Regions from separate parts of the Homo sapiens genome. Here region 2 is linked to region 1. The links are chromatin contacts, found by Hi-C or POLR2A ChIA-PET in ENCODE. All regions are on one chromosome and are shown on one strand. The core of a region is the stretch at or near the end of the contact, and the rest is flanking DNA. Distances in the headings are between cores, read along the strand shown. Region 1 holds the start of SERF2 (small EDRK-rich factor 2). Region 2 overlaps FRMD5 (FERM domain containing 5).

Evidence for each region. A loop is a pair of places that touch in the nucleus more often than their neighbours do. ChIA-PET counts read pairs that join two places held with the same protein, here RNA polymerase II (POLR2A). Pooled maps may share reads with other maps.
Region 2: a pooled map shows a loop between it and region 1 (3-fold over the local background). The contact joins the enhancer-like site here to the promoter of SERF2 in region 1. A Hi-C loop is called at or near these places in 2 of 50 pooled maps. POLR2A ChIA-PET finds 5 or more read pairs at or near these places in 2 of 52 experiments (OCI-LY7 and activated CD4-positive, alpha-beta T cell).

The regions. Positions count from the first base shown.
Region 1 is chr15:43,789,957-43,796,195 of GRCh38, reverse strand. It overlaps SERF2 (small EDRK-rich factor 2), which reads right to left and starts at 3,876. Exons shown (of 3, transcript NM_001018108.4): 1 at 3,813-3,876; 2 at 3,113-3,221; 3 at 117-2,486. The coding sequence starts at 3,819. The coding sequence ends at 2,423. It overlaps SERF2-C15ORF63 (SERF2-C15orf63 readthrough), which reads right to left and starts at 4,220. Exons shown (of 6, transcript NR_037673.1): 1 at 3,813-4,220; 2 at 3,113-3,221. SERINC4 (serine incorporator 4) reads left to right here. Exons shown (of 12, transcript NM_001258031.2): 9 at 1-41; 10 at 460-508; 11 at 655-808; 12 at 983-2,034. The coding sequence ends at 1,196. It overlaps MIR1282 (microRNA 1282), which reads left to right and starts at 2,437; the gene lies at 2,437-2,537. RefSeq lists enhancers at 152-651, 652-1,153, 1,875-2,728, 3,064-3,393, 3,182-4,381 and a silencer at 4,114-4,193.
Region 2 is chr15:43,891,182-43,897,420 of GRCh38, reverse strand. It overlaps FRMD5 (FERM domain containing 5), which reads left to right. Exons shown (of 14, transcript NM_032892.5): 8 at 5,352-5,440. Among named protein-coding and RNA genes, the nearest start is that of WDR76, 67 kb to the right of the region's middle. Within about 2 kb of position 3,225, at least 4 of the 41 ENCODE cell types and tissues checked have a DNase peak (open chromatin) inside an H3K27ac peak, as active enhancers do.

The DNA of each region.
Region 1 (6,239 bases), core at 2,627-5,126:
GACCCCTGTGGATTGTCAAGGTTTACAGCTATGAGTTTCAGGTGAGGATAAAGAGCTCCATATCCCCAACACCCTCCCTCCCCCACACAAAGACACACACACATCCTACCAACCTCTACCCAGAATGCTCAGATTATAGCTGCTGTTACCTTTTATTGAGTACCCACAATGTGCTAGGCAACTGTGCTAGATACTTTTACATAATCTCATTTAATTTAACCCTCACAACAACCCTGTGAGGTAGGTATTTGCTCCATTTTACAAATGGAGAAATCGAGGCACAAAAGATTAAACATCTTACCAAAGTCTGCACAGCCACTTATATGCTGGAGCTAGAATTTGAACCCAGGTGTGCCTCCACTTTTTAATACTAGACCAATCTTTTCACGGGGGAAGTTTCCTAGATTAACACCCTCACATCTTTTAAGACCATTCCAAAACCTGCGTTCTGTTTTGCAGAAGCCCTCACTGTGTTTCTGCTGCCCTGAAACAGTGGAGGCAGACAAAGGTGAGTGCCAAGTGAGGAACCATAAGAAGTGGTAGATCTCTGTGGAGTGCCATAAGAACCCTCAAGAGCCTTAACAAAGGTAGTTGGGGGAGAGGGGAAGAGGTGTTTCAGCAGCTCTGCTCCCAGCAGCCATTTCCTCTCTCCAGGGCAAAGGGGTGGGGCTGCGAGGCCAGCTGACCAAGAAACCCCTCCAGCTCCTCCAGTCCAAGTCCAGCATCTTTCCTACAACTATTCTGCCTTCCACTTCGTCTTCTTCCTTGCCTCACTCTATGTCATGGTTACCCTTACCAACTGGTTCAGGTAAGATGGAGTGGGCCTTAGATACTCTCCTGAAGAGCTAGCTATTTTAAGGAAAGAGCAATTCAAGGCCATTCCAGACACACATGGGTCTGCCATTATATTTGGTGAGGAGGTAGAACAGGTCTAAAAGCTAAGGCCCTTCATATTCTCTAACCAGAGCCTTTGGTTACACAGCTATGAGGGAGCAGAACTGGAAAAGACCTTCATCAAGGGTAGCTGGGCCACCTTCTGGGTCAAGGTTGCCTCATGCTGGGCCTGCGTACTCCTCTATCTGGGGCTGTTACTGGCACCACTCTGTTGGCCCCCCACCCAGAAACCCCAGCCCCTTATCTTGAGGCGCCGCCGCCACCGCATCATATCCCCAGATAACAAATATCCTCCAGTCTAAGTCCTTTTCACAAACTGGGGTTCCCCTGACATTGTACTCCTAGAGTTGGCTCAAGGGGAGCTGTCCAGCCCAGCTCAATACCTCAAGGACACACAGGGAGTTATCTCCGTTTGGGCTGAAGTCAATACTATGAACTGGAAGAAGTGGTCAAACACAGTCTAATGTGCTGGGCAGAGTGTCTGACTCACTGGAGCTACTGTTACATCTGCATCCCAGCTCAAGAGCCTAACACCCAAATCAGCAGCTCAAAGAACCACCGCTGATCCCAGCAGACAGTGTGGCACCAGCCCTTTCCTGGCTCTTGGGCTGGAAGTGGGGGTGGGGAAAGACCAACAGGGACTGAAGACTCGGCTCTGCCCTTGGAGAAAGGAAAATAAGGAGTTCAGCCCTGGGCACACGGATATAAGAAGCCCAGAACCACAGAACAAACCAGGGCATAGAAGAAAGGAGCACAGAGGCTACCCCAGGTTTTAATCCTGATTTTGAGGTCAAGGGAAGCGGGAAGACAAAACCACCCTCATTCCATGAGGAATGACAGAAGAGAAAGTGAACGCTTGACAGCAGCTGACCACGGGAAGTCGGTGAGCAGCAGGATTTTTTGGCCAACTTTCAAGCAGACGAACAAACTGAGGAAGAATGAGGAAAAGAGGCATAAACACAGATCTTGCAGCATTCACTCTTAGGCCAACTCCATCCTAGAGATGGTGTTCAAGGGTGGGGAACAAAAATCACAGAAAAGAAGTCTCTATGGTTCTTAGAGGATTCCTCTACTGCATATCCGGAGTACTTGTTTGGTTGTCATTGTATAATAAAGGCTTCTTCTGTGATGTTTCACTTATTAAGTCTACATACCCACAATCTGAATCTAAAGAGTTCTCCCTTTTTTGGTGGGAAAGGGCAGTCATTCTTCCAACCCCATCCCCCCAAGTCCCCAGTCAAACCAGGCGCTCAAGGAATTACAAAGCTACTTTTAATACTTTGGGGTGAGCCCCACAGGAATAAAAAACACTGGGAAGGGGTAACCCCCTCACCCCCGGGAGTGGCCCAGGGGGAGAGAGGCTACCTGAGGGGAAGGAAGCACAAAAGGGACCCGCTGCAGACTCAGGGCAAAGGGAATGCCATCGGTGCTGGGACCTGTGAGCACTACAGGAGGAAACGCGAGCGTGGTGGGACTGGCTCCAGGCACACAGGCGAAGGGCAAGAGGGTTGGACACGAAGCCACAAAGCTACTTGGGTTCCTCCTTCTTCTCGTTTGCCTTTTTCTGCTTCTGCTGCATGATCTCCGAGTCCCTGGGGGTAGAGATGATGGGGCACTGGGAGGTACCAGAGGGCAAAAAGGACAAGATGCAGGGGGATGAAGGGCACAAAGGATAAGATGGAAGTGGATGGGACTAAGTTCAGCGTTTGGCTGCTGTACTCCCACCCTAGGAGAACAAGAGGAAGAGAGCTGAGGCTCAAAAGGCGACCAGTCTCCATCTGGCTGTTGCCCAAGGGGTCAGAAGTCTGGTGACACAGGCCCAAGGGTCTCTATTCTGTATTGAGGACCACACCCAGCAACACCAGTGAGGAGGTTGGGAGAAGGGAGGAGAACCGAACAGCAAGGAGGGCCAAAAGTACTGGGCTGCCGTAACCACAACTGTATTTGAAATGTGAAGCTCCCTGCCCTTGCCCTTAAGGTCAGACCCAGGGACGCTCAGAAATCAGACTGAGGGCAGGCGCCCGCCCCCGTCCTTTCCTGTAAGGCTGTGAGCTAACAATTTGGAGGGTGGGGAGGAAATAAAACCCTAGAGGAAGCAATGCACTCTGCTCCTCACGACTAGTCCACATTCAAGCCCTGAGGTAGCTCTCTTTCCTTCTATAACCCTTGGTCTAACCCAGGTCTCCACCGTCCCTTTCCCTCCCCTCCCTGGGGCTACCTCTGCTTGCGGGCGGCAGCAGAAAGCCCGTCATCTCGGCGCTTTCCCTTAACCGAGTCGCTCTGCTTTTTCATATTCTTCTGGCGGGCGAGCTCACGCTGGTTACCGCCTAAGGAAAGAAAATTAAAGGTGAGACGCGGGGGCCGCTCTGCCCACACACCGGCGACCCTTCTACCCCAGCGCGGCCAGCAGCAGGATCCAACACCACTTCAATCTCCGGGCCCCGACAACGGCCCATCGAGGCCCAGGCTGCTTGGGGTAGGGGGGAGTGGCGAATCTGCCACGGGCCAGGTCAAAATACGGACTAGAGAAGGGAGGTCCCAAGGGGCCAGCTGGAGGCGTGTTTTGGGGCGGCGTGGGGCCCAAACAGCTGGCAAGGTGTGTGTGGACGGTTTGGGTCTCCGTGGGGGATGGGCTGGCTTGTGGAGTGGGGGCTCTGGGCCTATCACAGGGGCGCTGGCCTTCTCCTTACACCGCGGAAGATCCGGGAGGGCCTATGCCTAACCCGGGAGGGTGGTCCCGTGAAGTAGCCGTGGGCAAAGGGCTCGATTTCCGGGCACCGAGTGTGAGGGTGGCCACAGAGCGCGCCCAGAGAAACGCCTTGCTAGGGAAGCTACGGAAGGTCAAAGCCGGCGCCTCGCCGGTGGTGTTTAGGGTGAACGGAAAGAAAAGGGCAAGGAGAAGGGGGCTCGGTGCTCACGGGTCATGGCGACGGCAGCGGCTCCAACCTGCCTCCGTTACGTCCCCTCGTTCTGTCGGACGTTGCAGGTCCCGCCCCTTCTGGCAACGTAGCACAGTCGTTCCTTTCCTCCCCGCCCCTTCGCGCCCGGGAGCCGGCTCCCATTGGACAAGAAAAAGCACGTGGATCCACGGGTCGTGCTTGAGCCGGGGTGGGTAAGTGGCGGAGGGTCGCAGGCGGAGCGCTCAGCGTGGGGCGGGGCTTCCCGAGTGAGACGTAGGGACGGGCCTGGAGAAACTAGGCCGGGTCACGTGGGCAGGTTGGGGGTGGAGGGGTGCGGCTGGCGATGTGGCGCTCCCGCGGGCTCGAGCACGTGACCGTGCAGAGTGACCTCATGCGGGGACAGTTTGGGGTACTGACAAAGTCGCCCTGAAAGAACGCCCGTAGACAAGAGGGCGGGGTTTCAGCCAGTTCTGTGTTACGAGTACTCTACTACTAAACTTGTGCTTACTTAGGACCACCTCTCAGCCACTTATTTGGACACGAGTTGTTCACAGCTCGCTTAAAATCAAGTACAAACACAACTTCAGAAACCCGCTTCTACTCCCATTGTCCCCTTCCACGCCCCTTCACTGTAGAAAATCGCAGCAACATCTGGTATTTCCTAAAACTCTACCCTGTTCGTTTTCCCCCAGAAACTTTAAATGTGAACATGCAGCTTGGAAGTATTGGAGGACTCCAAAAGTCACAGACTATGGAGTTGGATCAGTGGCTGAGATTAGATAATTCACATATTCGCTTTTCCCCTCTGGAGCTTTTCTTACTGTACCATCGCCACCAGCCACCCGGTTTTGTATTAAGACCCTGGAGGGCCGGGCGTGGTGGCTCACGCCTGTAATCCCAGCACTTTGGGAGGCTGAGGTGGGCAGATCAGAAGGTCAGGAGTTCGAGACCAGCAGCCTGACCAACAATGGTGAAAACCCTAAAAATACAAAAAATTAGCCGGGCGTGGTGGCGCGCCTGTAATTCCAGCTACTTGGGAGGCTGAGGCAGGAGAATCGCTTGAACCCGGGAGGCGGAAGTTGCAGTGAGCCGAGATCGCGCCATTGCACTCCAGCCCAGGCGACAGTGCGAGATCCCGTCTAAAAAAAAAGTTAATAAGAATTAGCCGGGCGTGGTGGCGGGCGCCTGTAGTCCCAGCTACTCAGGAGGCTGAGGCAGGAGAATGGCGTGAACCCGGTAGATGGAGCTTGCAGTGAGCCGAGATCGCACCACTGCACTCTAGCCTGGGCGACAGAGCGAGACTGCATCTCAAAAAAAAAAGAGTTAATAAGAAAGGCTGGGCAAGGTGGCTCACGCCTGTAATCCCAGCACTTTGGGAGGCAGAGGCGGGTGGATCACGAGGTCAGGACATCGAGACCATCCTGGCTAACACGGTAAAACCCCGTCTCTACTAAAAATACAAAAAAAAAAAATAGCTGGGTGTGGTGGCAGGCGCCTGTAGTCCCAGCTACTTGAGAGGCTGAGGCCGGAGAACCGTGTGAACCCAGGAGCAGCAGCTTGCAGTGAGCCGAGATCACGCCACTGCCCTCCAGCCTGGGCGACAGAGCCAGACTCCATCTCAAAATAAATAATAAATAAACAGTTAATAAGAGACACCCAAGCTGGAGTGCATTGGCGTGATCTCGGCTCACTGCAACCTCTGCTTCCTGTGTTCAAGCTATTCTCCCACCTCAGCCTCCCAAGTAGCTGCGATTACAGGCACCCGCCATCATGCCCGGCTAATTTTTGTATTTTTGTTTTTCTGGAGATGGGATTCCATCATGTTGGCTAGGCTGGTCTGGAACTCCTGACCTCAGGTGATCCGCCCTCCTTGGCCCCCCAAAGTGCAAGGATTACAGGTGTGAGCCACGGTGCACAGCCACAATTGGGTATATCTTGATGAGCACAGCATATTCCTATAATCATGAAAGATACAGAGAAAAAAGCTCTCTCACACTTTCTCTCTCTCCCTCTCCCTGTCTGCCTCTCTCTCTCTAATATCCATATATGTATTTATATGTCTGTCTATATATATGAATTTTTGGTTTTTTTTGAGACAGTCTTACTCTGTTACCCAGGCTGGAGGCTGGAGTGGTATGCTCTCGGCTCACTGCAACCTCCACCATCTTGTATTCAAGCGATTCTCCTTTCTCAGCCTCCCGAGTAGCTGGGATTACAGGCACCCGCCACCACGCCCGGATAATTTTTTTTTTTTTTTTTTGAGATGGAGTCTTGCTCTGTCGCCCAGGTTGGAGTACAGTGGTGCGATTTCGGCTCACTGCAACCTCCACCTCCCAGGTTCAAGCAATTCTCCTGCCTCAGCTTCCCGAGTAGCTGGGCCTACAGGTGCGTGCCACCACGCTCGGCTAATTTTTGTATTTTTTAGTAGAGACAGGCTTTAACCAT
Region 2 (6,239 bases), core at 1,976-4,475, 100 kb before region 1:
CTGCCTCCCGGGTTCAAGTGATTCTTCTGCCTCAGCCTCCCAAGTAGCTGAGATTACAGGTGCACACTACCACGCCCAGCTAATTTTGTATTTTTAGTAGAGATGGAATTTCACCATGTTGGCCAGGCTTGTCTCAAACTCCTGACCTCAGGTGATCTGCCCGCCTCGGCCTCCCAAAGTGCTGGGATTACAGGTGTGAGCCACCATGCCCAGCACCCCTCACTTCTGAGAAACAGAACAAGAAGGATCAATGATGGCTGTCCCACCCTTGGGTGGGCCCATCTTGGCTGTGTGGCAGGTAGGGTGTTAGATTTACTGCTGAAATGAAGAACTTCACCAAAGCCACCTGGTGCAGTTTCCACCAGGAATTCCTTTCTGAGCTGTCATGGAGTAACACCAAATCTCTTACAGGGTGCCTCCTCCTCCTCCTCCTTCTCCTCTTCATTTCCATTCTAGTTTATTGTGGCCAAGTTTAAGTGTAGTATATTCAAACTGGGTGATTTTCATGACTGACTTCAGCTTCCCAACTGTGAGCTCTTTCAGAAATGGGCGTATCTGGTACAGCATGTGGAATCATCTTCCAGAGGGTTTTATAAGAAATAGTGGCTTCATTCATCAAAATTGAATTAGTTTGAGTCATGGCCCAGAGAGGGCACAGTATGACCCTAGAGGCCTAACAACCAAGAATGCTGTGTTGCCTACTCAGTCACACCCAGTGTGTCCTCTAGGGTGGCAGGAGACAGAAGGCTACTTTGAATCTGGAAATGGAACTGGTGGGGACTAGAAATGGTGGCCAGATGTTCCTGCTTCTGAACCAGTCAATGCTTTGATTTGCAAGAATCCTTTCCTGGGCAGAGTGATCATCCTAGGGTGAACTTTGCTGGTGTTGACTGACACAGGTGAAGTTTGATGGCAGGGGCCATGTAAACACATGAATGACAAGGAATGCATGTTCATCCCCTCTCCAAGGAGAATACCGTTGGCCACATCCTAGCAGTAAGATATTTGGTCTATCTCCCTAAAATCAGATGGAAGTAGTATTTCTCCAGGTATATATTATTGTCCTTATTTAGCAAATGAGGAAACCGAGGTTTGGAGAAGTGAAGTCACAGAGGAAAGAAGGAGGAGAGCTGGGGTCCTAAACTGAGACAGAAGCTCTTTTCACAAGGATGAGAAATTGAAAACAATTCTTTTTAACCTCACAACTGAAGAAGTGAACTAGATTATTTCGACTGTTACCTGCTGCAGAGTGTAGCTGGCGATATCCACGGCATAGCTATCAGGACCCTAGTTTGTTTTCCACCTCCCGACTCCATTAATGGCTCAGTCCTGTGGGCACTGATTTCATAGGGATGGGAAGGGGACAGAGAAGAAAGAGAATCCAGCTTGATAAAATGGGAGATCTGAAGAACAGGTGACTGTTGACTCTTCACTTCTCACCTTGTCCTCATTCCCTCCTCTTTTTGTCATGCAACTTGTTATTTTGCACACAAACTCCAACGGCAGGCTCACAACAAGAATGACAAGTCAGATAGAAGAATCTGGAGAAGTTCCAGGGAAGGTGTCAGTGTGGCTGCCTGCTTGTATTTTCATGCCAGTACAGATGTGAGATTTCCCACTGTAATTCGAGTCCCTTCCACACTGATTGCTGAGCCTCATGTGCCAGAGGCAAGTTGCAAACATCCCAGCTGTCATCTGCCCCTGCGGATACCGGGTGTCAGGGTCTTGCGGTGGCCTTCATCTGCATCTGTTGCATTTGAAGCAGTTTGGAGAACTGCTCTCTTCATATGAGATTGGGAACAATTGGGATTGTTCAAGGTGCTATTATTGCTTATGAAATGATGTGGCATCTCATTTTCATTGGGTTTTATTCCCAGCTCTCTGCTCTAAAGCAGCCAGTCTGGTTAGGAGAGGCTGTGCTCCTCTAACTCTAACACCTGCCTTCACTCAGAGGCCAGCTCTGAGGTATCTGCAGGATGCAGGGCAACCTGGCCAGCACCACCCATCTTGTGGGACTGTGTATTCCCTTTGCTCTGCAGAGGGACAGAGGTCACTGAGAGGACTCTGGCGGATCTCTGACTGTGTCATGGCCTCTGTTCCCTTCCCATTCTCACTTCAGATTCATGGATCACCCCACTCTTCCATGGTCCCCTAACAGTGAATTACTTCTCCTTTTTTCATTCTAACTTCCCACATTTTCGTTTCCTAACTAGCAAAATTTAAATCTGTCAACATCAGGAAAAATAGTAAAATGTTAGATTTTACAAAAGGATTTGTATTAAGTTCAACAAACTCAGCTAACTAGTAGCAGCTATAATAATATTAACAACAAACACAGGCCGGGTGTGGTGGCTCATGTCTGTAATGCCAGCACTTTGGGAGGCTGAGGTGGGTGGATCACTTGAGCCCAGGAGTTCAAGACCCACCTTGGCCATATGGTGAGACCTTGTCTCTAAAACAAACAAAAAACATGGCCACTAGCATTTGTGAGGTGCCTCCTAAACATAACCTATGAGGTAGGTAACACGATCAACCCTCATTCTAAGACAAGGAGTCTGACCATGGAGAAATTAAGGACCTGGCCACAGCCACACAATGAGTGGCAGAGCTGGACCTGGACCCGAGCGGTTTGACCAAGAGCCCGCACCACTGTGGTTCTAGTGGGGGTGCTCTTCTGCCTGTCACTGCCCATATGAGCCAGAGTGGAAGAAGCAGAGGGGGGCCCTCCGCTGCCTCCCTCCCCTGCCTTCCCTCCCAACTCCCTTCCCTACTTCCTTCCGTTATTTCAAGCTGTCCAGTAGCCTCCTGCAGGCCCAAGGCTTCATTTCCATCCCTCCACCTCTCCTTCCTAGGCCTTTCCTTTATCTCAGCGGGCATTATGACCCCTTCCGTGCCTCTGCCTCACCTCTGCCTCCCCTCTCATTTTTACGCACATACGGACGTTCCCCACTGCAGCCAGACTGGCCCCTCTGACCCACCCCACTGTCTAACACCTTCATCTGCTCAACATTTTCTGAGACCCTTTCTATACCACCATTCACACAATAAGGTCTCCACTCCCAGTCTCTTTCTTTCTAAGCCTGCAGTTGTAGGACTTCCCCGGGTCCTGCTTGCACAGTGAGCAGAAGAGACAGAACAGGCAGGCTGCCTCCCTCCCCAACCTCTCCCAGTCATTCTTACCTCAAGGCCACCCTTCCCTGACCCATACCTCTGCCAAGCCTGCCAGATTAGCCCTGGTGCCTCCTGACAGGAACAGTGTTTGTGTGTAGTGCCTGGTACTCAGATATTAATAACCACCACCAGGCACTGATTATAAGCAGGAGGAAAATCAGCCCTGTGGCTTCATAGTGTCTGCATTCCAGTTATTTTTAAACAGCTTTTTGTTCTGCCCATGACATTGTGCTTGTAGCCAAGTGTCTGGATCATGACAGACCCTGAGGAAAGGATAATAACAACAATACATTAATTGCAAATGTTTGCCAAACATACACTTAGTTTATTCCCTGGACCCAGATGCTCATACTTGTAACCCTGACTCTGAGAGATAGTTTTAAGGCAAAACTGGACTGCTTCTTGAGGCAGGACTCATGAGGCCCTGCAGAGGCCCCACTGTTCTTGCGACCAATCAGGCTGAGAATCTGTGTCAGGGAGGTGAGCCCTGAAAGCAGAGAGGCCAGGAGAGCCAAACCTCAGGCTGACCTGGCCCAGCAGCCTCAGCCCCCACACCCATGCCTCACGCCCGGTGTCTGGCCCTAACTCCATGGCACCACCTGAGCTGTGGCCCAGAAGACTCTCCTGCAGGCACATTTGACCAGCATCACAGCATAAGTTTCTGGTCACCTCAACACACTTACACCCTCTCCATCACCATTCATGCAGCCTGACGGTGCCAAATCTCACCTGACGCCCCTGTCACAAAGGAAGCCCCTCTGGGAGGGCAAAATCCTCCACCCAGCCTAGACCTCAGGGAGCTCACTTTCGCAAGTGAGGAAGCGAGACCTACAGCTTCTGCTCCGCCCGCTCCCCACTATGTTCAACAGAGCCTCAAGCCTGGTGTTTACTGACTGATGGTGCCAGTGACCAGGAGGCCCTCTCTGTTGGTTCAGGCACCTCAGGGCTGGTGGCAACTGTTCTATTTTGCCAGTTGCTTCTTGTTTTTTTCTTCAGCTAAACTTTCCTGAGGGGCCCAGTGTTATAGGACTATTATGAAAGTGGATAACAACTCCCCCACTCTTTAATAACAGCCTTTTAAGATGTAATTCACATACCATAAAATGTTTTTTTTTTTTTTTGTTTTTTCGTTTGTTTTGTTTTTTTGAGATGGAGTCTCACTCCGTCACCCAGGCTGGAGTGTGGTGGTACAATCTTGGCTCACTGCAACCTCCACCTCCTGGGTTCAAGCAATTCTCCTGTCTCAGCCTCCTGAGTAGCTGGGATTACAGGCACGCATCACCACGCCTGGCTAATGTTTGTCTTTTTAGTAGAGATGGGGTTTCACCATGTTGGCCAGGCTGGTCTCGAACTCCTGACCTCAGATGATCCACCTGCCTCGGCCTCCCAAAGTGCTGGGATTATAAGCACGAGCCACTGCTCCTGGCGATATGTGCCCTTTTAAAGTGTACAATTCAGTGGTTTTTAGTATATTCACAGGGTTAAAAGATCACAACCTGATTTTTTGTGACTGGCTTCTTTCACTTGGCATAATGTTTTCAAGGTTCGCCTGTGTTGTAGCGTCTATCAGTCCTTCATCCCTTTTTACCGGTGAATAAGATTCTACTGTATCATGATACTACTTGTTTATTCATTTATCAGTTAATGGAAACTTTACACTGGAAAATGGATTGGGTTGTTTCTGCTGTTTAGCTCTTAACACATACTGCTGCTATTAACATACATGTACCAGTTTCTGTGTGGACATGCATTTTTAAATCTCTGAGCACATACTGAGGAGTGGAATTGCTGGGTCATATGGTAACTCTATTTTTAACAATTTAAATGACTTTCAAACTCTTTCTCAAAGTGACTGTACCATTTAACAACCCCATCAGCAATGCATGAGGTGTTGCCATTCTCTTTGGATGTTCACAGCAACCTTCTAAGGTTGGTATCATTATAACCTACAACTTACAGATCAGGACACTGAGGCTCAGCAAGTAACTTGCCTGTAGTCATGCGGCTGGCAAGTGGCAAGGCTGAGACTCAAACTATGGTCTTGTGATTCCAGATGATATGCTTTTCCCTCTGTGACCTACTGCCAAGTATTAACCCTGCATCACCTATGAACAGCTGTGTTTCTTACCCTTTCACCTCTGTGCCTGCATCACCCGATGAGAAGTCTTTCTGTGTTGCAGGACGTGTCAGGAAATGCTGCATTTCTGGCCTTCACTCCTTTTGGGTTTGTTGTTCTTCAAGGAAACAAGAGGGTCCACTTCATTAAATGGTGAGCATCTTCATTTCCAAAATAGGCTCTTTATATCTCACCAACTGGGGAGGGGCGACGGTTCCCGTGTCCTTTGTCTGTGATTGGGCAGTTCTGGTTCAGAGCCCTCTCCAAAGCCTTGCGTTGATGGTGGTAACTGACGAAGGGAGTGGTCTCTTCCTAGGGATCCTTTTCTTCTAAAGGGGTGTCCCTGAGAGCCAACAGCCTCTCCAGAAAGGAAAAGGGATACAGAGGTTTGATTTCTGGGGAGGGTGAGAGGCCTGGGGCTGGAGCCAGTGTTAGCGGAGCAAAGTTCCTGTGAGAACTGAATCCTTGGGGCCGTCACCCACTGAGGGTCATAGTTAGCCCTGTTGAGCCGGCTGTTCTGGAGCATCTCTGTGGATGGCTTAGTGCCCTTACCTGCTCTACTAACAAGGGAGGGGCTCACAGACAGTGACCTCTGGGGCAGATATAAGTCCTTTGCTACTTTGGCAAAACACCCTCCTCAGACCAGCCCTCCCTGTGGGCATCGTGTCTGCAAAAGCTCAGTTGCTGCTGTCTCACTCCTATCCCTCTTGGGCATTTAAGTGTCCTCAGCTTCCAGGAGTCATATTCCCACTCTTTCTTCCTTCCCTCCCTTCTCCACTCCCATCTAACAGGCAAGAGCCACTGCCTCAGCTGCAGCTACTCTGAGCTGCTTCCTCTCCTGCCCCTCTCTGTTTTATTTGGGGTCTGTTCTGCTGCATGCCTCTGGGCAGACTCTGGTTTGTTGATTGACATTTGGCTTTCCTGGAGACCCTTTAGCTGGCCAGCCCATACA